Regions from separate parts of the Homo sapiens genome. Here region 1 is linked to region 2. A link is an interaction called in ENCODE POLR2A ChIA-PET data of the cell type or tissue named here. Cell type or tissue: A673. All regions are shown on one strand. Each heading gives the region's core, and the rest is flanking DNA. Links, peaks and the distances in the headings are about the cores only. Region 1 overlaps OPCML (opioid binding protein/cell adhesion molecule like). Region 2 overlaps OPCML (opioid binding protein/cell adhesion molecule like).

Region 1 (11,003 bases), core at 1,197-9,196, 74 kb after region 2:
GGACCTAGACACCACAGCTCGTTGATTTCTGTCTTGGGGATGGTGTTTGAACTGACTCCCGTAGATGGAGAGGGGCAGGTTAGACGGAGTGTGGTGGAAGGAAGGCAGTGTGATCTCGCTTCTGAGCCAGCGTCCATCCACGCGTCCGGTGTGAACCTTCTCAGTAGACAGCTAAAGTCAGCTAGCACCAAGGCAAGCCCTGAAGGAGAGCGAGGGCATGGTCCCTCGCCAGCTGGCCTCCCGAGCAGCTGTTAGCAGTGGGGGCAGCAACTGGATCAGAGGAGCAGACCCTTCGCATGGAGCAGCAGTGCCTGCATGGGCATTGGCAGGCAGTGTCAGGACGGCCAAGAGGTGCATGGCCAAGGCCGACCTCGGTCGTCTGCAGAGGGCATCTTCAGACTGGCCTCTGTGTCCCCTCCACCAAGCACACCTCAGCCTCCACATGCTGCCTTGCTGGGACTTGGCTGTCAATTGCCAGATGATAGACACGATTCCAACTTCCTCTGAAGAGAGAGCAGAACCATTAATAAAACATCAACACTACAGGAATCCAAAGGACCCACAAAATAAAATAAAAATTAAATTACAGCTACAGCAAAATCACATTTGCTTTCCTCTGGCAAGCCTCTAAGGAGGCAGTTACGTCCCCAGGGGCACTGGCAATGGAAAGTGACTCTCAGGCAAGGCAGATGGAGGAGGCCTCAGATGAGACGGCAGAGGAGTGAGACCCACTCTCTGGGCTGCCTGCTCCCGCTTTTGAGATGTGTGGGTGTCCAACTTCCTTCCAAGCTAGAACACAGCTGCCAGCCCCTGCTCTTTGCCTCTTCGCTTCCTCCTTCCCAGCTGGCATTTCCGCCTGACTCCAGAGCGGTGAGAGACGTGTGCCACTTCCTCGGGGTGCAGGGACTTCTCGAGGGATCTGCTGCCCACGGGACAGTGTGCCGGGTGCTGCCAGCCTGTGTGACCAGAAGCCCCACCGGGATTGGCGGGGATCCTGACAACTGTCAAAAGGGGTCGAGGGCACACGGTGGATGGCAAGGATCTGCATTATTCATTTATCCGCTGTTTGGAGAAATTGTGTGTTGGGCCCAGCACAAAGAACACTCTGGGTAATCCACTGCTCAGAATTCAGCCTATTCCATGGCCTCCAGGAAGTCAGATATTCAAGAAGTAGGGACTTTAATTCATTACCGGAAGCAATAGAATGCTGGGTATTTTGTTTGTTTTTTTAGTATGTTCCACAAAACAATAGAATATTGTGGTCATCTGAAAAGTACTCTCCAGCCAATATCCAACTTCTAATTCCTGGAACTTGCGAATGTTTATAACAAAAAGTTCTTCACAGATTGATTAAATGAAGGATCTTGAAATGGGGAGATCATCCTGGATTATCTGAGTGGGCCCTAAATACAGTCACTTGTATCCTTACAAAAGGGAGGCCAAGAGGTATTTTACAGCACAGATGAAGACAGCAGAGAGAGATTTGAAGATGCTGATCTGGAAGGTTGGAGAGATGTGGCCACAAGTGAAGGGGGTGGGGCAGCCAGCAGGAGCTCTAAGAGGCAAAGAAAGGCTTCCCTGGAGCCTTAGGAAGGAGCAGGAAGGCACTTGATATGGGCTCAGTGATGCTGAATTCAGACTTCTGGTCTCCAAACCATGAGCTAATAAATTTCTATTGCTTTCAGCCACCATGTTTGTGGAAATTTGTTATAGCAGCCACAGGAAGCTGATACAATACCATTGATGACATTTTCTCAATTTAAATAAACATTCACTTAATGAAGCAAATCTTCTTCAAGTTTTCTGCTGTGTTTTTCTTTTCAATATCTGGCATATGCTGCTGTTTACAGATGAATGAAGAAATTGGACTTAAGATTTTGTGGTATATCAGAAAAGTCACTGTGACTTTTAACTTGCATTTTTCCCCCCACTGATATGAAAAAGAGAACTACAATTCCTGGAGTTGTTCTAAAGTTCAAATGAGGTCAAGTGGTGCTAAGAAGTCTCCAAACTGCCCAGCATTGTGCAAAGTTGAGTAAAAGGTCTTATAGGATTGGTCAACTGATGACACAACCTACGATCAATCTCTCTTCTCTTCCCACCCCCCCCTCTCTTTCCTTTGTCCTTCTTCTCTTTCCTCCTTCTACTTCTCCTTCCCTCCTCTCTTTCTCCCTATACACATTCACACCCACACATATATTATCTATAGAAAAAATTCCACTTAAAGGTGAAGAATAGCCTTATGATTATGTCTTATATTTCAGTACCATTTTAAAGCTTACTGAGAACTTTTATATCCATCATTGTATTTATTAATCCTCATGCTACCCCTGTGGGCACACAGAACTAACATCATCCTCCTTATTTGATAGATAAAGAAAGCAAGAACCCCCTCGGTAGAAAGTGTTAAGAGGCTTACTCAGGGCGACATGGATGTAAGCGGTGAGACAGGATTCAAACACAGATCTTTATGAATACATGGATGCAGAACTGAAAAGGCATTCTCACCTGTCTAATCAGCAAGGACTGAGCAAGGTGCTTTCTGTCTATACAGACCTGGAATGAAAGTCTAGTCTTGCACCTCAGCAGCTCTGAAAAGCTGAGTGGTGACCTTACCCTGTTGAACCTTCCTTAGCCATCAAACTGGGACCATAGTACAAACTTTGTGAGGCTGAGTGAAGATTCAGTGGAATAAGTTAAGGGAAAGTGCCTAGATCCATTCCTGGCCCCGAGAATTCTTCTTTCAAAAGCAAAGGGCTTTTGTTTTTATTTTATTTTTATTTTTAACTCCTGTCTTGATCTCAAGAGAGTCAATCCCAGTCTAACCATCTGACCTATTTATTGTATCACTTTCAAACCACTTGTGTTTGTTTTCTCTCTTTCTGTTTGTCAAAAGTTAAGTTCAATTCCAGCCACTTGTCACTTAAAAGATGACAGTTATTACTCATAGCTACAAAGGCACTTATGGCAATAGCTGCTCTGTACTGAAGCAACAGCACTCACAATAAATACTCTTGCCAGATCATGAGGATTTTGTCAAGCACATCCCTCTCAGCCATTGCTGCACAATTATCATGGGTGCACCTAGAGTTCCGCTGAGAGAAAGGGGTCAATACTTGAGTGATCTGAGGCTGAGGCAATCTATAGGCCTTTGGGTTTTAATCCCAGTTCCCTCATTGGTCTCCACTTTGGGCAATGTTTGATTGAAGTACACCAGGAAGGCTGGTACTCCAGATGGCCTTTGCCACTTATTCTTCATTGGTCCCTCTGAATATGTGACATGATAACTCCTCCACTTTCCAAGTGGTAAGAAAACAGTCAGTTATTGGCTGGGCTTTGGCTAGCAAGAAAGGCTTGGCCTGGACTATGGCTATAGTTCTATCACAACCAGTGACCATGGTGCTAGGGAAAGACTAATGCTAAAGTCACCCAATGATAGCATCCAGATGAAAAACATAGCCTTCTTCTTTATCATTTGCTGAGATTCCTTCTATCAGTTTAGCTTAAAAACCAGAGACCAGTTCTTTTGTTATAAAGGTTCACTCTTAGGAAGGAAGGGGCCATGCATTGGTGTGTCTGTGTGTGTGTGCACATGTGTAAATGTGTGTACCTATGCATGTAGGCATGTGGGTAGTAAACATTTGAAATAGGGACTCCAACCCTGTTGACACCATACTAATTAGTTATTATTATTGTTTCTTTTTAAAGACCCCTGTCCAACCATGTGTCAGTCAGTTTGCATCATTATTAAGGAATAACTGAGACTGGGTAACCCATAAAGAAAAGAGGTGTAATTAGCTCATGGTTCTGCAGACTGTACAGGAAGCATGGTGCCTACATCTGCTGTCTTCTAGTGAGGCCTCAGGGAGATTTTACTCATGGCGGAAGGCAAAGGGGAAGCAGTGTATCACATGGCGAGAGAGGGAGCAAGAAAGGAGGCAGGGGAGCTGCCATACTGTGTTAAACAACTGGATCTCACAGGAAACCATACGAGAAGGACTCACTTAATACTGTGAGGATGGCACCAGATCATTCGTGAAGAACTCGCCCCCATGAGACAGACACCTCCCACCAGGCCCCACCTCCAACATTGGGGATTACCTTTCAACATGAAATTTGGAAGGGACAAACCATATTAAGCCAATCTAGCATTATTTTTTTCCCAGGAACATCTTTTTTCTCTAATTGTGGTCATTGGCCTACTGTTTAAATGAAAAGAGAGTGTGGTTTCTATGCCTTCCTTATTACTTCTCTCCTCCATTTCAGATCTCTGCACACTTCCTGGAGGATTTTGTCAGTGTGAGAAAGGATAAACCCAGCTGCAATTATACATTAAGGATTTCCTCCAGTAGAGAGCTTGTGAGGGGCATTGTTAAACATGGCATACTGCCTACTAAGTACTTGGCTTGGTCAAGGGTATTGTATGGTACATCTGTAACTACAGGTTTATACTTAGAAGTTCTGACACACTTTCAGGATGAGCGCGGTGGCTCACGCCTGTAATCCCAGCACTTTGAGAGGCCGAGGCAGGCTGAACGCTTGAGGACGGGAGTTCGAGATCAGCCTGGCCAACATGGAAAAACCCCGTCTCTATTAAAAATACAAAAACTCGTTGGGTGCGGTGGTGCGTGCCTGTAATCCCAGCTACTCGGGAGGCTGAGGCAGGAGAAGTGCTTGAACCTGGGAGGCGGAAGTTGTAGTGAGCCAAGAGGCTGAGGCAGGAGAATTGTTTGAACCTGGGAGGCAGAGGTTGCAGTGAGCCGAGATCACGTCACCACACTCCAGCCTGGCCAACAGAGTGAGACTGTGTCTCAAAACAAAAAAACAAAAACAAAAATGAAGTTCTAAGATATCCTCCTTTCTTGTCAACTTCATTTTTTATAGATTTGGCTCAGCGGTGTGTCTACACAGGAAAGATGGGTTTCCAGGTCTGGTGGGCTGAGTGCAAGCAGGCTTCCTGAAACAAGCTGCCTTTGAGGGGGATGCGTTTTGGGTAGAGGTTGGGCTACTTTGGAAGAAGGTGGGAGAAACTTCCACTTCCTGCCCTGAGATAGACCCCTGTCGCCTTTCCACAACGTTGCCAACAGAACCACCTGAAGCTCTACTTTTTGCTGTCTCGTAGCTCTTTTCTTTTGGAGAGACTCCAGCTGTTTACAGCCTGGCTGGCAGCCTCCTTGGCGCCGGAGTTCCTGACATTTCTGATGGCCGCCTCTGGCTGTACCACACAGGCACGCTCGTGGCAGCACGCAGAGCTACAAGAAAAACCTAAATTTAAATGTTAAAAAGCTTTTGTTCATTACCGGTGGCATTCCCCCCCCGACCCCATTTGTCACTTGGAGCAGAGCTGTGACTCTTTTAATATCAAACAAATAATAAGCTCCCTCTAAAGTGATTTTTCTGACAAGGAGCTCAATATATTAAACTTTATCTATATTTTAATAGCCAATTTCACACCAAACTGCCTTCTTAATAATGTATTTACCACCTGGGGATATTATTCCAACCCATCTGGAAAGAATTGGAAATTAACTATCCCCAAACCGAGTCTGTGTGTGCTTTACACTTGCTGTAGGAAACGGCAGTGTCATTGCTAGGGAGGGGGCTGGGGCGAGAGGGGGTCTCGCCACCTGGGGAGGGTGAGATCTGAAAGAGAAATGATAGTAGGTTTAGAGACACGAATTCCTTCTCCAGAGGCAAAGCTCATCCCTATGATGAGCTGAGAAGAGCTCCTGCCAGATAGGGCAGGACTGCTGGGAGCAGGAACTAGTCCCACAGCATTTTAAAGAAATATAGGACTTTCTTTGCTAGCAACCTGCAGCTAGTTGACATCACACAAGGTTCCTATCATCTGACCTTTTGTTTCCTCATCTGCGGAAAGAGGGAATTTGGCTAGATGACTTCAGAGGTCTTCTGTGTATATAGTTAAGGTTTGTCTTAGTGTGTTTCGGTTGTTATAACAAAATACCATAAACTGGGTAGCTTACAACAGAAATTTATTTCTCATATTTCCGGAGGCTGGAAACCCACTCCCCAGGCATCAACAGATTGGGTATCTGGCAAGGGCCTACTTCCTGGTTCATAGATGGCATTTTGTCACTATTCTCACATGGCAGATAGGGTGAGGTGTCTCATTTGGGCCTTTTATAAGAACACCTATCCCATTCATGAGGGCTCCATCCTCATGACCTAATCACCTCCCAAGAGCCCCCACCTTCACCTTGGGGGTCAAGATTTCCACATATAAAATTTGGAGGGTCACAAACATTCAGAGCATAGAAGAGTTCTCTCTGGAAAATACCTTTTTTATGCCTAACGACAACATGAATTGTGTTGGGGATTGTTTTTTCCCCTTTTTGGTTATGAACATCTATGAAAACTGACAAAGATGGGAGGCCCTAAAGAAGTTAAAGAAAATAAGACACCTTTAGAGTAGACAGAAAAACTTCCCACAGGGGAGGGGATTGGAGCATGAGTAGGCCCAGAGTAGCCATGCTAACAAGTAAACACAGTCAACACAGGCTCCCCCCAAGTGAGAAGACAGGGAGAAAGTGCCCCTTTGCCTCATAGACTTACACATGTAAGCCACTGGGTGAACTCTGCTCAATGCACTCAGCTAGATTCAGCAAACACTATCAAACTCACCCTCTAATGTGAGGACACATTTGCAGATTATCACATGATGGTGTCATGGGCTCCCTCATGAGTGGAACCGTGACAGAATGACAGACTGGGGATGTTTCTTGGGGGACTCAGCAGGGCTCACCAAGGAGACTGGACATTTTAACTGCACCTTGAAGGATGGGCAGGCAGCCGCAGGACATTCCAATCAGATGGCGGAACTATGCCAAACCCAATTTTGTGGCATATGACAGGTTAGCAAGAGAAAGAATGTTTCTAGGGGTCAGGCAAGTTCTTGGTCCCAATGTCAGCAGGATGTGAACCTCCTGTGAGGGCTAAAACCAACGAGTTAGGGACCCTGAAGGGAAGACCTGGCTTTAATGAATCTAAGGATAGAAAGTGTGTCCAGGAGAACCCCGGAAAAAGTATCAGCTCCAAGATGTGCTTGGTATAGTCAAGATTCCAAGAGTGAAAGAAGCAGCTAACTCTGCGAGGAAGGAATTAGTATTTGTGGAAAACACACAGGCTCTTGGAATCAACCAAAATAAGATGCAATGTGATGCAGCTCCTCTGGGCAGCCCCAGCCAGGAGTCTTCTCTTGAGAGTCCATGGTGGATGGTGATGAGTGTCCCTTCCATCCTCCCACCACCATCCACGGGTCTTGCTCAGCTCCCTGTTGCCTAGGGAGCACATGAGCCCCAGCATTGCGGCGTGGATGGCATGTGCATGCATACAGCACTGTCTCTCCAGCTGTGTCCCCAGTCATATCTGGGATGTGCCAATCAGATGCAGATGAAAAGAATAGCGTTTCCAGGAGGAACAGATGACAGGGCATCAGCTCACTGGTGTTCTTAGCAGAGGGAAGTGTATTTGATTCACCAGCTCAGAACAAAAAGATCTACATGGGAAGGGAACACCTGATGAGATATTTGGTGGCCGGGGCTGATAGCACAGCCACAGAAAAACCAGAAAGCAGTGGTATCAGAAGGCTGCCCTATCTAATCCTGTGCTTCCATTCCCTTTCCAGAGCCTTGGGAGCAAGATATGTGTGACTCATGTGCAGATACGTGTGAGGGCGAGGGCACAGGAGTGATGGCTATCTCCCAGGTCCTGGGGACCTAGAGTCCCAAATTAATAAGCAGACAAGAAGACTAACTGTGACAGACAGGTCAAGGAGGAGAGGGGTAAAAGGCTCCTTTAATCCTGCAGTCGGAGGATGTGCAATGCTGACAGTTACCTGGGGACCCAGAGATACCAGGCTCCCTAACTTAATCAGACAGATAAGGGGAGCTGCCTCGGCAGAGGCCGCACCAGGAAAAGTGGAACAATAGGAGACGGCCCCTTAGGACCTGTGCTGCTACAGAAATAATAAACTATATAGAAATCTGTCACTGAGCGATAAATGATGAATTAGAATCAATTATATGTTTAAAATAATAGACATCCTTGTCTTCCCTACTGGAAGTGGAATGGTTTTGACTGGCCTTAGAGGTGCCAACAAAGCAGGGACTCTCCATGGAGCTGTTTGTGCCAGGCACACTAAAATTATTACTGAGATAGACTTTTCTGGCCAGATTGTCTTGTTTTGTGGCTCCGGGGAAAAAAAAATACATAGAAAGTTATGAGTCAAGTATTTTTTTTTTTTTTTTTTGAGATGGAGCCTCTCTCTGTTGCCCAGGCTGGAGTGCAGTGGCGCAATCTTGACTCACTGCAACCTCTGCCTTCTGCATCCCGGGTTCAAGCGATTCTTTTGTCTCAGGCTTCCGAGTAGCTGGGACTACGCCCAGCTAATTTTTGTATTTTTTTTTTTTTTTTAGTAGAGATGGGGTTTCACCATATTGGTCAGGCTGGTCTCGAACTCCTGACTTCAGATCTGCCCATCTCGGTCCCCCAAAGTGCTGGGATTACAGGCATGAGCCACTGTACCCAGCTATGAATCAAGTTTTAATCTTTATCCCTCTTTGCACCCATACATTTGCCTTCAAATCCTGTATCAGAACCAAACCATTTGATGAGCAGTGGGAGTAAGGAAGTCTCAGACAAGGTATTTTCTCTGTGCCTTTTCTTTTTCAGGGGGCACAACATGCTTAATAACCCCATCTACAATGAGGACAGACATTGGTGAAAAATATGCTAAAGTCTGTGTAGAACTCTCCTTCAAAGGGAATTGCTATTGAAGAAGGGACTTGCGTGCTCCCTAGGCAGCAGGGAGCCGAGCAAGACCCATGGATGGCAGGGGGAGGATGGAAGGGACCCTCATCACCATCCACCATGGACTCTAAAGAGAAGACTCTTGGCTGGGGCTGCCCAGAGGAGCTGCATCACATTTCATCTTATTTTGGTTGATTCCAAGAGCCTGTGTGTTTTCCACAAATACTAATTCCTGCCTCGCAGAGTTAGCTGCTTCTTTCACCCTTGGAATCTTGACTATACCAAGCACATCTTGGAGCTGATACTTTCTCTGGGGTTATCCTGGACACACTTTCTATCTCCAGATTCACTAAAGCCAGGTCTTCCCTTCAGGGTCCCTAAGCTGGTTGGTTGGTTTTAGCCCTCACAGGAGGCTCACGTCCTGCTGACATTGGGACCAAGAACTTGCCTGACCCCTAGACCCACTCTTCTAGGGGTCTTTAAAAGGGAAGTATTGAAGGTAGATTTTTGGCATTTATTTAAATAATCTAATTCTTTTCCTCAAAGTTTTATCCCCTTTATTTCCCTGCTCTCCTTCAATCATATGAGCACAATCAACATCAAAGAAAGGAAAGAAAAAAGGAAGGAAGGAAGGAAGGAGAGACAGAGGGAAGAAGGGAGGGAGGGAGGGAAAGAGGAGAGATTTTAGCTTCTTTTTAGCATTTTGAATTCCAATTCCAACTTTCCACATCCTCTTTTATTATTATCACTACTACTCCTTCTATGACTACTAATACTATCATTGAGTAAGAGCCTTAGCCCCTAGATGTAAGTTTGCCTTCATAAACGAGCACAGCACAGTTCATTTGGGTTGTCATATAACCCAAATATAATATCCTCCCTCTGACTCCCGTCTGCCTAGCAAACTTCCATTCATTCTTGAGCTACCCGCTCACGTTTAGTCTTCTTGGCAAAGCTCTCTCTGACCACCATTTCCCTCCATAATATGACACATTCTCCCTTTCTACTTTCTTAGTTGCAGATGTACGTATTTGGTTATGCTGCACTCATCACAGTGCCCTGGTAGAGAGGAAAGTGATGGTTACTTAGGGGCTTGGGTTTCATAGTCAGCTATTTACCAACCATGTGACCTATAAGGAGTTATTCGTCCTTTTAGAGTCTCAGTTTTCTCAGCTGACACATGGGTATGACAATAACAGTATTCAACTCCTAGGGGTGCTGTGCACATTAAATGAAAGGAGGCATGTAAAGTGTCTGTATCCATTAAGCGTTCCTGAGGTTCTTATAACCTTATATTGCTTCCATTCATTTGATTATATGTCCGCATTGTTCACAAGAATGTGAGGATCTTGAGGGCAGGGGCTGTGTTCCATTTAGCTGGTATAATGCCAGCACCAAGAACAGAGCCTGGCATTTGGAGGCAGCTCCGCACATTTAATTTAAACTGAACTGAAACAGTGCAGAAGGCAGAGTTGAAGTCAGGTACCGGTGGGTGGGTGGTGTGTCCCCTGGGGCCATGAGGGATTGCAAACGCTGCTTACAGGTGAAAATCCCCGCCCTGAGCCTTCAGCAGACTCAGTACTACCTTGGCCCCCTCGAAGCAGTTATTTGTGCCTGGTCGCTGGAAGTTCCTTTCCAGGCAGCCCTGGTACCCACGAGGCGCCTGCACGGCGAGCCCCCAGCAGCTCCTCCGGTGAGGCCGCCCCTTTTCCCCAGCCCTTCCCTCTTCTCTCCTAGGCTCCTCCTCCGTGTACTCACGCTGACCTGGTAGGTTTAGTCTTTTGTGTGGTCCTGTATCAAAAGTTTAATTAGAAAATCGCGCCTGGGCTTTTTAATAGCCCGAGTTCCGGCCGTAAAAGCCCCGGACGTGCTCCCGCGCGCGCCGGCTCCTGGCAGGAGCGCACCAGCCGCTGCGGCGCGGGGACTCCCGCCCTGAATCTTATTTACATTCGGACTAACAATAGCTCTGGAACCTGGCTATAAATAATTTCTGGGGAAGGGTTGTCTAATTAAACGTGCAGCAGTAAGGAAAGTGCTTTAACCACAAGGCTGGTGTCCTGATGAACGTAATCACTGGATGGGGACAGCTTGGGAATCACATCCAGACGTCTCCCTGCGGAGGTGGAGAGATGCGGGGAAGAATACTCAGGGAGACTTTCCAATCCATATTTAATTGTGCAGTGTGTTCAACTCGTTAGAGGGCCTCTTTTTTTCCTTCCCTTTGCCCATACCCA
Region 2 (11,003 bases), core at 1,569-9,568:
CTCCGGAAAGGGGAGATTATTCAGATGGGATAACCCTGCTGTGAGGCTGTGTGCTCCATGGATCCATTCTTGCCTTCTGTTCAGTTGAAATACGCCTCTCGTTACTTACACTAGCTTAAAATGCGTATCAAAAGTACAAGCAATTTCATATCAAACATGCTTGCCAACGGCAAATGTCTTCATCCAGAGAGAGCCAGGGGCCCGGAGATCAATTCAGGCGGGCGTGTATGTGGAAAACTGGGTGAGACACGGCAGGAACTGGGTGGGAGGAAGGAATATTGGGGTGGGGATGAGCTTGGATCAACAAGAGGGAGAACTAACGTGGCACATCTGGGGAATGTAAGGATTCCAGTAAAAAAGATTCACGTGGCCTCGGAAGTCTCTAAAATCTGTCGTTTATAACCCCTAGTAGGTGGGTGCTTTGTATTTCTCAAGCAGTAAAAGAATAGCATAGCATAAGGAGTGTATGAAGGTGGTAGTTGGGGGCGGTGGAGAGATTTCTGGGTTTACGTCTTAAGTTTGGAGTGACAGCCAAGATTCTTAAAATACACGGGCACGGAGCGCCCTCTTGTGCCTGATCGGAGCCAGTGCCGCTCTGTAAAAGCGAGCATTGTGGCGCTCAGGGAGCTGCCCGTGGTGCATCCCAGAACCTTAGACCAGAGGTGATTTCCAGGGTTGTCTGCGCCCTCCTCACTGGAGGGATGAGGGTCAAGGGCCTAGACAGCAGGAGTCATTGAGCAGGGGTAGAAGCCAGGTCTCTAAACTTCAAAAGCGTGTTGCCTTTTATATTATTATTTCCTTTTCACTCCGGCACAGGCTAATGACTGAAACATATTCCTTTCTTTGTCACCGGTTTACACAAGGACCTGCTCACTCCATTGCTCATTTTCTTTTATCCTCAGTCTCTGCTGTAGTCCCTGCACACATGCAGTGTGTCTGTCGTGTTGCCGTGTTTGTGTGTCCAGTGTGGAAAGCGTGTAGATGTTCAGCTGTTTTAATGGAGCAATGTAGGTGATACTGTGTTGGGTGTCTCCTTGTTCCCGTGTTTTCACTCAGCCCCATGTTTATCAGATCGTCCGGGCGGCTGCACGCATCTTGAGTTCATTGCGCACAGCCACCGTGGCGTGCTCGGTGCGTCCACACCCCTGCTTGGTGTGCACCTCAAGTATGTCTGTCCGGTCCCCTTCTCTACACAACACTGCAGCAGACATCTTTGCAGATTCCCACTTCAGTACGCCGATAATACCTGGGGGCTGAGATGGACTCAGAAGTGAAATTGCTAGGTCATAGCAATGTAATTTACTCAGTCTAAGAGTTACCAGATTCCTCCCTAGAATCGCGGCTTCCATAAGGTTTCTCATATTTTCTGTATCCCCTCCAACTCTTGCCATTATCCAGCTTTCCAGTTTTTCCCAGCAAATTATGTGTGAAGTGCTTGTATTCCACATTCTGATTCTTTCAGTCTGTATTTATCTGAGTATTTTTTTTCTGTGGCCGGTAGATGGGCATTTGCATTGTATGTTTAAATTGTCTGTTTGCATCTTTTGCCTATATTCCAATAGGAGTCTTTTCTTTTTCTTATTGATTTGAAGATTTTCTTTGTAGAAACAAAGTATTCATCCCTTGGTGTTTTTATGCATTGCAAATGTCTTCTCCCAATGAGTTGACTGTTAACATATTTCTTGTGCTTCCTTCATTTAATAGAAATTCTTAATTCTGTCATCCTCAGTCATCATTTTTCCTTGTGCTTTTTGCTTTTGAAGTTATTTATAGTAATTAAAAAAATTCTTACCGAGTTCTAGTTCACAAAGACAAGCTCTGACATTTCCCTTTATTGATTTTATAATTTCACTTTTCACATTACAGTCTTAAAATTGTATAGAATCCAGTTTTACAAGCGTCATTAGGTAGGGATCTTGCTTTATTTTACTCTTGATTTCAGATTGCTTTCCACTTCCTACTCAGAAAGGTATCACGCCGAGCCCACGGGGAAAATGAGGGCAGGGCTGGAAAGCTTGAACCTGACTCCGTGTGATGAGCTCCAAGTCACGGGGCAATCTCAGTACTTGTTCCTCAGCTTGATGGGGCACAGACCTCTCCAGATTCCCTTGGCCAAACCCAGCCCTCCTGATATCCAGGCAGGGTTGAGTTCTAAATGAGCTCACAGAGCCATAAGCAAAGCTCAGAAGTCCACCTCATCTGATTTCCCTAGCATCACTCTAGAGAACCGCAACCCAGAAAGAGTGATACTCTCTGTTGCAGAATTCCCTCAAGGACAAGGCCTCGGCCACCTGCAGTAGGTAGTCTAGATGGGGGGCAGCAAAATAAGACTGGGTGCTACCTCCTGCCCCACCGCCAACCATCACTAACCGATCACAAAGTGGTCACCCACACTAGCTCTACTAGAAATCAATCAACTGCAATCTTTTTGTCTGGGCCTTCACCTGCTTGGCAGAGAAGAACCAGTTGAGATGAGTCTTTTGGAATACAGAAGATTCCTAGTGGGGTCAGGAGGTGCATGTTTCACGCTGCTCCATCACCAGCCTGCTGACCAGCTGGAGAGTCACTTAGCTTCTCTGAGCTTCCGCATCTTCATGATGATGATGATGATGATGACAATGATGAGGCTGATGATGGCTTGCATTCACACATGATTCTATGCGGGGGGTGGGGTGTCTCATTTGAGACTTGTGACAGTGCTCTGAGGAGTCTTTCTGTGTTACAGTGGAGGAAGCCAGCCAAAGGGGAGAATCAAGTCTGGACCGCCGCTTGCGTTTGCATGACGTTCACAGCCAATTCTGGCCTAGAATTCTACAGTCTTGTATAACATCTCCTCTTGAAGCCTTACTTTCCTCACATCTTAAATGGAACCCCATATGCAGGGACATTTTTCTTTGCAGGTGGAAGTGGGTGGTCTGAGTGAACCAGTGCAGAATGGAGGCTTACAGTGGAGGAATGCCAACAATTCATCCCAGACATCACCTGCCTCTCAAAACCTGAGGAATTCAGCTAGAAAAATGTTTGGAATAGGGAAGGGGGACAAACTATTTAGAAAAGTTAATATAGAATTAGACAGAAGTAGCCAATTTGTTTTCCAAAGGTATGCATGCATTGCCTTGAAAGCGTGTCTACAAAATATTAAGTAAATGAAGTACAAAATAATACATATCCCACCACCCTATTGTATGAAAAAAACAAAAAAGTGTACAGATTTTTATATATGTTTATATAAAAAATAACAAACCAAGAGTAAATTATGGAAGAACATACAGCGTCTTTCTAAAATTCTAAAAATTAGTAATACCAATGTACATGGGAGAGGGAGAGACTATGGATTTTACATTAGATATTTTATATCCTTTAAGTCATCCCAAATAACAGGTATTAGGTTTATCATTCAAATAACTGAATAAAAAGGAAAAAAATACAGGCTGACTGGAATTTGGGTGGAGGTTTGATTGCTGCAGATTCCTTCTTGTTTCCACACCGACTTAGGAATCCAAGAGCCCAGGCTTTGGCAGGACCAAGGTCCCCTAGGCCTGGGTCTCCTGCTCTCTGTGTGCAGCTCCCCAAGTTAAAGAGTGCCTCAGAGATGGGGGAAGTGGGAGAATCAGGTGTCCTGGGCTGGCTCGGAAGAATTTCTTCCTCCTGATTAAATTGTCAGATCTCTCCCCAGAGTAGATGGATCGTGCTTTTTCCTGGCCAAGACTTTTCTTGGGGGGCCAGGCGTGAGAGGCATCACTGCCAGTATAACTGTCCCTGTGTGCACCTGGCAGTGTCCGGCTTCAGAGCAGAGCCCCTGCAGCAAAGCATCAGTCAGTGTCGAACTGCTTCCCGGCAGCGTCCCCACCGCTCATCCCCCAGAGCCCTTGGGAAGTGGCCTCCTTTCTCTAGAAAGCTGTCAGAAGAATGCAGAGATTCTCCTGCTGCAGCACCTTGTCCCAGGGAAAGGCCTCATTGAGGAGAAGCCTCTGAGACCCAGCACGCTCTGTCCTGGTTTTGTCTTTGGAGAAACATGGCTCCCGTTTGGCCTCATAATGAATGAAAGGCTGGTGAGCACATAGCAGGTTGCCAAACCATTCCTGACAATGCCATAGAAATATTGATCCTACAGCCACCTCTGATATCTGTCAGTGTCAATATTTTGCACTCTTGCAGCTACTTTAAGAAAGGGGGTATGGGGAGGAGGTGAGCCTTGTCTACTACTCAGTCTGTGACAAAATGCAGCTACGCTGACAGGGCAGGGTGGGGACGCGTGAGAGGCTGACGTCCACTGCACGCACACTTTCCTTCTTTCTGCTCTCTGCCCTCCTGTCCCCCAGTACTTGCCCTAGGTGCCACTTCCTGGTGAGCTGAGGATGCCTGCGAGAAAGTATGATGGTGGACAGACAGGGGTGGGCGTCATTCTGTGCATGGTTATTTAACTTTGCTTCTCATTACGGGCAACTTTTGAAATGGGGCTGAGAGATGTGGCTTCTGATAGCTCTGTTTCCACCTATAGCAGCATTTTAAAGCTTAGCCGTCTGTGTAACAAAGGGATTAGATAATGACGCATGATTATGGAGAGGGCTGGATTTAATGTTCTCATCATATTTTTGCAAGAGTAGATAAAAAATTATATTAACAAGCAGAATATCCTGCTGCTCACGACCTGTGAACCAAAGCTTCACATAGGATCCTGGGGGCAAGAGCCCCGACTAGCTGGTGGGCATCCTTTACTCTCCCCAGGCCATGGCTACCATCCTCCTGGAAGCCAACCTCAAGGACCTCTGAAGTCTGGCCTGGAAAGTCTGCATAGGCTCCCACCATGGGCTAAGAGTTTATACTTTCTTCTCCCTCTAAAGGGAGCTGGAACACACAGCAACAAATTGTAATCAACTAATACCAGAGTATGCTTACATAGAGGTACTAAAACTCTTAGGCTCCTGGCAGCCAAAGTAAGGAGAGGGACCACTGCTTTACTAGAGCAAGAGGAACAAAATTTCTTACTTGGGAAGGACTTTAGAAGTCTTCTGGTCCAGCTCATATATGATACACAAACCTCAGATATAATATCTGAATCCAGATGTCAGGGAAGAAAAGTAGCCCTTTTACATGGTGGTTTTAGAAAAATAAAAGATTATCATTTGAAATGAGCTCTAGAAAGATATAGATGTTTCAAGTAGATTTACATATTGAAAGAAAGAAATGTGGATTGACTTATTCTGTATGGCCCCAAGGGCTCTGTAAAGATTGAACGAGCTATCTCGGCAAATAATGAATGAGATTCCCATTACTGGAGGCATTCATGTAGAGAATGGATGGCGTGGAATGGAAGATGGATTAATATTGAAGAATATACGTTCTGGAATAAGTCAAACTGGTTTCCATCCCAGGGTGTGCTATTTACCACTTCTGTGACCTTGGGCCAGTATTCTAAGCCTTTTTCTTTATTCACAAACAAGTATGATAATTTATTGCTCTTCTTTTAAGGGGTCTTGTGAGTTTTCAGTGAGCTAACATATATAAAGTACATAGCCGTGTATCTGGGTCAATAAATAGTAACTATTCATTGCATTTGTTCATAATCACTTGGCAAAAGCATTGTTGAAGGTTAGGATGTCAAGACCAGCAGATATTTCATATTCCTGGCAACACGGTGACTTCGCATTTGCTACCTATTTACTGAGAGCCTGTCATGTGGCAGGCACAGGTCTGCACGTGGAGAACTCAGGGGTAAATGGAGCTGATGTAACTCTTACCCCCAAGGAGCCTGCAGTCTAGTTTCTATGGCTGGCATTGCCAATGGCAGGACAAGTTCTGACTTCAGCTTTGGGGCAGCTCATTAGAATGGTGCTGAGAACTGCCCTCAGCTCCCTGTCCTGGGTTTCCGTGGTTGGAGTCCTGCTAGGAGAGCCCTTTGGCACTGCTCCTCTTCAGTCCCGCTGGTCCATGGAAATCCACCATTCCCAGCACCTGCTGTGCCCTTACTCACACCAGTTCTGTCCTCCTTTCATTCCAGCCAATGCTGCCATGGTGAGCTCCTCGCAGGTGCAAACCGAGAGCCCCTCACCTGGGCTGCACCTTGCTTTTCTGCCCCAGGGCTTGACTGGTGCCTGAAGGAAACTTGGGAGCGCTCAGGTGTTAACCAGAGTCTGAGATCGTTAAGAACCCATGACTAATGGGGGAAGCAGAAATGGAGGGTGTGTTCTTCCCCCTCCGTCCCTCAGGCAGGTAATTCTGAGGTGTATCGTACCTGGTTCCTCAGAAGGCTGTTCAGGACTGAGCCTCACTTGAACCTCAGCTTCGCTATGGTGACTCACTCAAGAGCTCTCTCTGTGCTGGCTTCCTCCTTCCAGGTTTCACCGTCCCTTTCTCTCACACCAGTCACCCAGAGTTGCTTCCAAAATAATCTGTCTTCACACCAACCCTTGTCTCAGGCAATGTTCTCCTGGCTGAGATGTGCTGTCCCAGTAAAACCAGTGTCACAAGACTTAGTCAATGCCTCTACTAAATCTCTGTCGCTCACTCTTGAGTACTTACAGTCCCCTTGTGTTTGATGGAGAGATGTGCAGTGGTGCACAAATCCAAGCCCACCAGGACACCTGTCCCTGGTTACTCAGCACTCACTGTCTGTCCCCTCCCTAGACCAGCACTGCACTCATAGTCAACCGAACTCCTCTCCAATACGTAGCGCACTCTCCTTCTCTAACTGGTGATTATGGAAAAGTGCCAAAAGACGTTTCATACTTGATAGACTTAGTCCACATCTGGTCATCAAGCCGTCCCTAGAGGCGAGTAAGGCAGGTCTGAAGATGTATTTCCCTTTGGGTGTTATCCCACATGTATGAGTCAGAGATTCATTCATTTGTTTTAGTTAACCATATCTAGATTTTCTATTTTCTCTTTCTAACTGCTTTTACTCCTCCTACAACTTACAGGGGAATTATGCTGTCGTTGCCTTTTGAGTTATTTTAAATGTTTAGTCTCACTTATTTTCTCAAATGCAAAGTTCTTTAATAGCATTTTGAGTGATTGTCACAGTAGGTTTATTTTTAAATTGAGATATAATTCACATGCCATAAAATTCATCATTTTGAAACATGCAATTTAGTAGTTTTTAGTATATTCCCAAGGTTATGCACCCATCGCCCCTATTTAATTCTAGAATATTTTCATGGCCATTAAAGAAACCAGTACTCATTAGCGGTCTCTCCCCATCCCACCCTCCAGCAGGTGGTTTTTAACTTCCCATCGCATAACTTCATGTGGCCCGAGTCTGAGTACGGTAAACAAGTGCACGATGATCCTTTGGGAATCACTTAGGAGCAATTGGTGGTACGGGGCCGTCCTGCACACGCAGTCCTGACTTCACTACCGCTAACTCCGTGACTCTGGGCAAGCATTTTATCCTTTCTGAGCCCAGTTCACATTTATACAATAGGAGGATTGGGCGATATCAGGAAGATTTGCTCTTGGATTTGCAGGATTTTAGGAATAAAACACAGGAGGCCCATGAGTGCTCAGTACTCAAAATTTGGAATGAATGTTTGTAGCTGCAGTTTTGTTTGTTTGTTTGTTTTTGGAGAAGACACCAAATATTTAGCTAAACTATAAAAGGGCCTAAAACTCTCTCCATCACTTTTAAAAATGAACAATAGGCCAGACAAGAAAGTACTTGTTCCACTTCTAACCTCTCAGTATGATCTACATTTACATTTGGGAAAATTGGGTTTCTGGGAGTGACTTGCCCACATCATTCGACAGGCAGTGCTAGCACAGAGCCATGTGTCTGACTCCTGGGCCAGTGATTTTTCCTTAAGCCCCTGCTATTCCTTTGACAAAATTTGCACTTTGGAATCAGAAAAATCTTCAAGACTCATTTATACATCTAAATATACAACTATGTCTCAAACATAAAAAACCACTCAATATATTGTACTTTTTACATCATTCCACTTGTGAGAAAGGGTCTCATCTATATGTTTTACACAATCACCCCCACCACACACCCAAATGTTGCAAAACCCTTTTGCTGAGCTAGTAAGAAACACACACACACATACACACACAGACACGGATGTCATTTCTATGCTGGTTTCCTTGAAGCACAGCAGAGGCTTCGCCTGTCCACATCTATCTCACTGAGCTTGGATAGGGCAAAGCCATCATCTTTGATGAGCTGCCTGTCTTAGCCAGTACCTGCCTCACCCCAACCTAGTATATTTTATTTTAATAGATGAGACATATCTGGTTATATTTAAGAACATCCTCTCATTGGAGCCTCTAAGAACGTACCCTGCAGGGAGATCACATTCTCTCTCCCAAGCTCCCTCTGTAGGTGAACATCCAGAGTCATCTCAGTGGCTGGGAAAGGCCTTGCCTGGCTTGCTGGAGAAGGATGTGTCCTGTGTCTCAGAAGACTGAAGGCTGCCACTAAGTTTGCAGAAACATATTTGAGCTCAGGGTATGAACTCTCCTGCCCAGGTGTGGTCCTGACAGAGTCCGAGGAACCAACATCGCTTGACCCCCAGCCCCTGCTCCTTTGTCTTTATCCCTGGTACAATTTTCATTCATTTCAGCTGCCTGCCCAGACCACCCAGCCAGTATGAACCCAGGCAATGGGAACTAATTATAATATTAGCTTAGACACAACATAATTATGAAGAAAACTGCTAATAAACAACTTGGATTTATGCATTCCAAAAATCATCTAAATAGTTTCAGTTGCACCTTCTTTGGAATTAGCCACACCGTTGCGTTACCTCTCTTCATAGGCTCTGAAAGTAGGGAGTGAGGGCTTGTAGCCAGTCCCCTTCGTCCATAGGCAATAGAATTGTGGGCCCGCCTCTGGCCATCACATCCCTGGGTGGAAGTCAGCATTCACTTTCTCCCAGGCGATGCTGGGTAGAGATTATGAAATCTTGAGCCTAAATGGACCAGGGTGGGAGAATTTACCAACTAGCAGAAGGGCCAAGGGGGTTCCGGGAGCTTTAGACAGAACAGGGACAAGCAGTGAAGCACAGAAAATTGACATTGGAAGTTGCCTGTTTGAAAGACACGACAGCCTTTGCTTGCTGCAGAGCTAATTATTATGCAAATTTATGCTAATAAACTCTGCCTTGCATGTTGTTGAGAAGCTGCCTTTTCCCGTTAACATAGCTGTAATGAGAGGTAAATTTGTAATGCAGATGCCCGAGGTAATATATCCTAAATCACTTTATGGTGGAACGGACTCTCTTGCCCCACCCGACACAAATGCCAATTTAAATTAGTTTTTGCTTTGCATATTTATTGAAGCTTTATTTATTGTTAATATGTACTAAGGACACCAACTAGACAGCCCCCACTACTTGTTAGAAGTGGAATTTAGCAGGGAGCTGGGGATTGGCTTTTGCTCATCAGGAGATCCTAGAGTTTTTTCTTCTCCCACCTAGAGCCACAGCATCAGCTTGGATGGTGCCAGAATCGTTCATGTGTCCCCCTCCTCCTCTGAGCTGGCCTCAAATTAGGCTCGGCAATGAAAAAGCAATTCTATCATGATAATTATTATATGGCGTTTCTAAGAGTTAATGGTCTTTGTCACCTCTGCCTTTGTGTTTGTGATACCACCCAGGCTTGCAGAAACACGCCCAGGAAACGGGAGTGCTGTTGAGACAATGCCATTTGTCCACTTTGGAAACTTGTGCACACACACATGCTCTCACACACTCCTATACATGTTTTAGGGCACACATGTAGCTTCAAGCCCCATTTGCATTCACATTTGTGTAGTCGCACACACACGTTTGATAGTGTCTTACACATCATTCAGGGGTGTCTTCATTCAGGTTCGAACACACACAAATTGCCACTCGCCCCTGCACCCCAGCTATGGTCTTGTGTGTAACTGCAACTCTTCTGTGAATAGGAGAGCTTGGCACTTGGATTGGAAAAGTTCTTCCAAGCAATTCTGAGATGAACCTTCGAAAACAGCACTAAAACATGAGTAATTTTGTTTCTAGTTTGCATTCTGTCACTTAAATAAATAAATATAAATAAGTGCCTACCATGTATCAGGCATAATGTTAAGAATTTTCTTGCATGGTTTCATGGTTTCATTTTCACTTATAAATAGTTCAGTTTAGGTCTATATTATTATCCCCATTTTGGAGATGGGAAGACTGAGGCTCTGCAAGTTTAAATAACTTACTCAAGGTTAATCCACTTATTCCACATAGCAAGTAAAATTCAAGCGTTCTTTTTACTACACCGTTGCTTCTTCACTAATGTCTCAGTAAATCTGAGGTTGAGTTTCTTCTACAATTTAAGATGTTAGATCTGATCCATCTAGCTCCAAATTATGATGTTCTCTGATAATGTAAGTAACTCTCTCCTGATTCTGTTTGCCTCTTTGCATCTCTCACTGTGAACTAAGTTTAAGCTAGTCACTTGCTTTAGGATTTTCGACCGACGCCACCTACCTCTTTGGTATGTGTAGGTTTCTCCTAGGGCACCTTGACCCTTAACCATTTTGTCTGACACTAGTATGGAAAAAATGAATCTGTGAAGAACTGGGGCTAACCCAACCAAATAAGATGTCAAGCAGATGTGCTAACTTATGCATACACATATTCAGGGAATGCCAAAATATCCGTCTGCTGAAAAATATCTCCAGCATTTATGTGTCAAGGACCTAGAGTTTTCCTCATTAGTATAACTCCTTTGAACCCAGTTACCCTGACAGGCCCTCCTGTGAACATGTAAATTCACATTACATGAAGCAACATATCAACTGTTTGTGCCAGCTAATTCTCGAGCATGTGTTTTGTGCATACCAGAACCTAAACAGGGGAGCGATGAGAGAACAGAGCACATGAATTTTGATGAAGAATGTACTGGAAGAAGGGCAGCGTCCGCACTGCTCACAAGACAGGCTGAGAGCAGGCCTTCCCCTTTACCATTTGGGCATAGACCTCTGCTGGCAGAAATCTCCCATATGTAAATGAAATTCTAGTGAATGAGGATGTTCTTCTGATCTATTA

The links. ChIA-PET counts read pairs that join two places held together with the same protein. Peaks named below come from ENCODE experiments on the same cell type or tissue, not always from the same donor. Only the 100,000 strongest peaks of a DNase experiment are listed, where the experiment ranks them.
Region 1: POLR2A ChIA-PET joins it to region 2 with 10 read pairs; 3 of 35 experiments call an interaction of 5 or more read pairs at or near these places.

Annotation. Positions count from the first base shown.
Region 1 is chr11:132,993,885-133,004,887 of GRCh38, reverse strand. The region is part of intron 1 of OPCML (opioid binding protein/cell adhesion molecule like); the gene reads left to right. Among named protein-coding and RNA genes, the nearest start is that of OPCML-IT1, 370 kb to the left of the region's middle. In A673, for the core only: no CTCF peak of the experiment used is centred there; a DNase peak (open chromatin) is centred at 5,187; H3K27me3 peaks cover 500 bases.
Region 2 is chr11:133,068,322-133,079,324 of GRCh38, reverse strand. The region is part of intron 1 of OPCML (opioid binding protein/cell adhesion molecule like); the gene reads left to right. Among named protein-coding and RNA genes, the nearest start is that of OPCML-IT1, 290 kb to the left of the region's middle. In A673, for the core only: no CTCF peak of the experiment used is centred there; no DNase peak of the experiment used is centred there; H3K27me3 peaks cover 3,929 bases.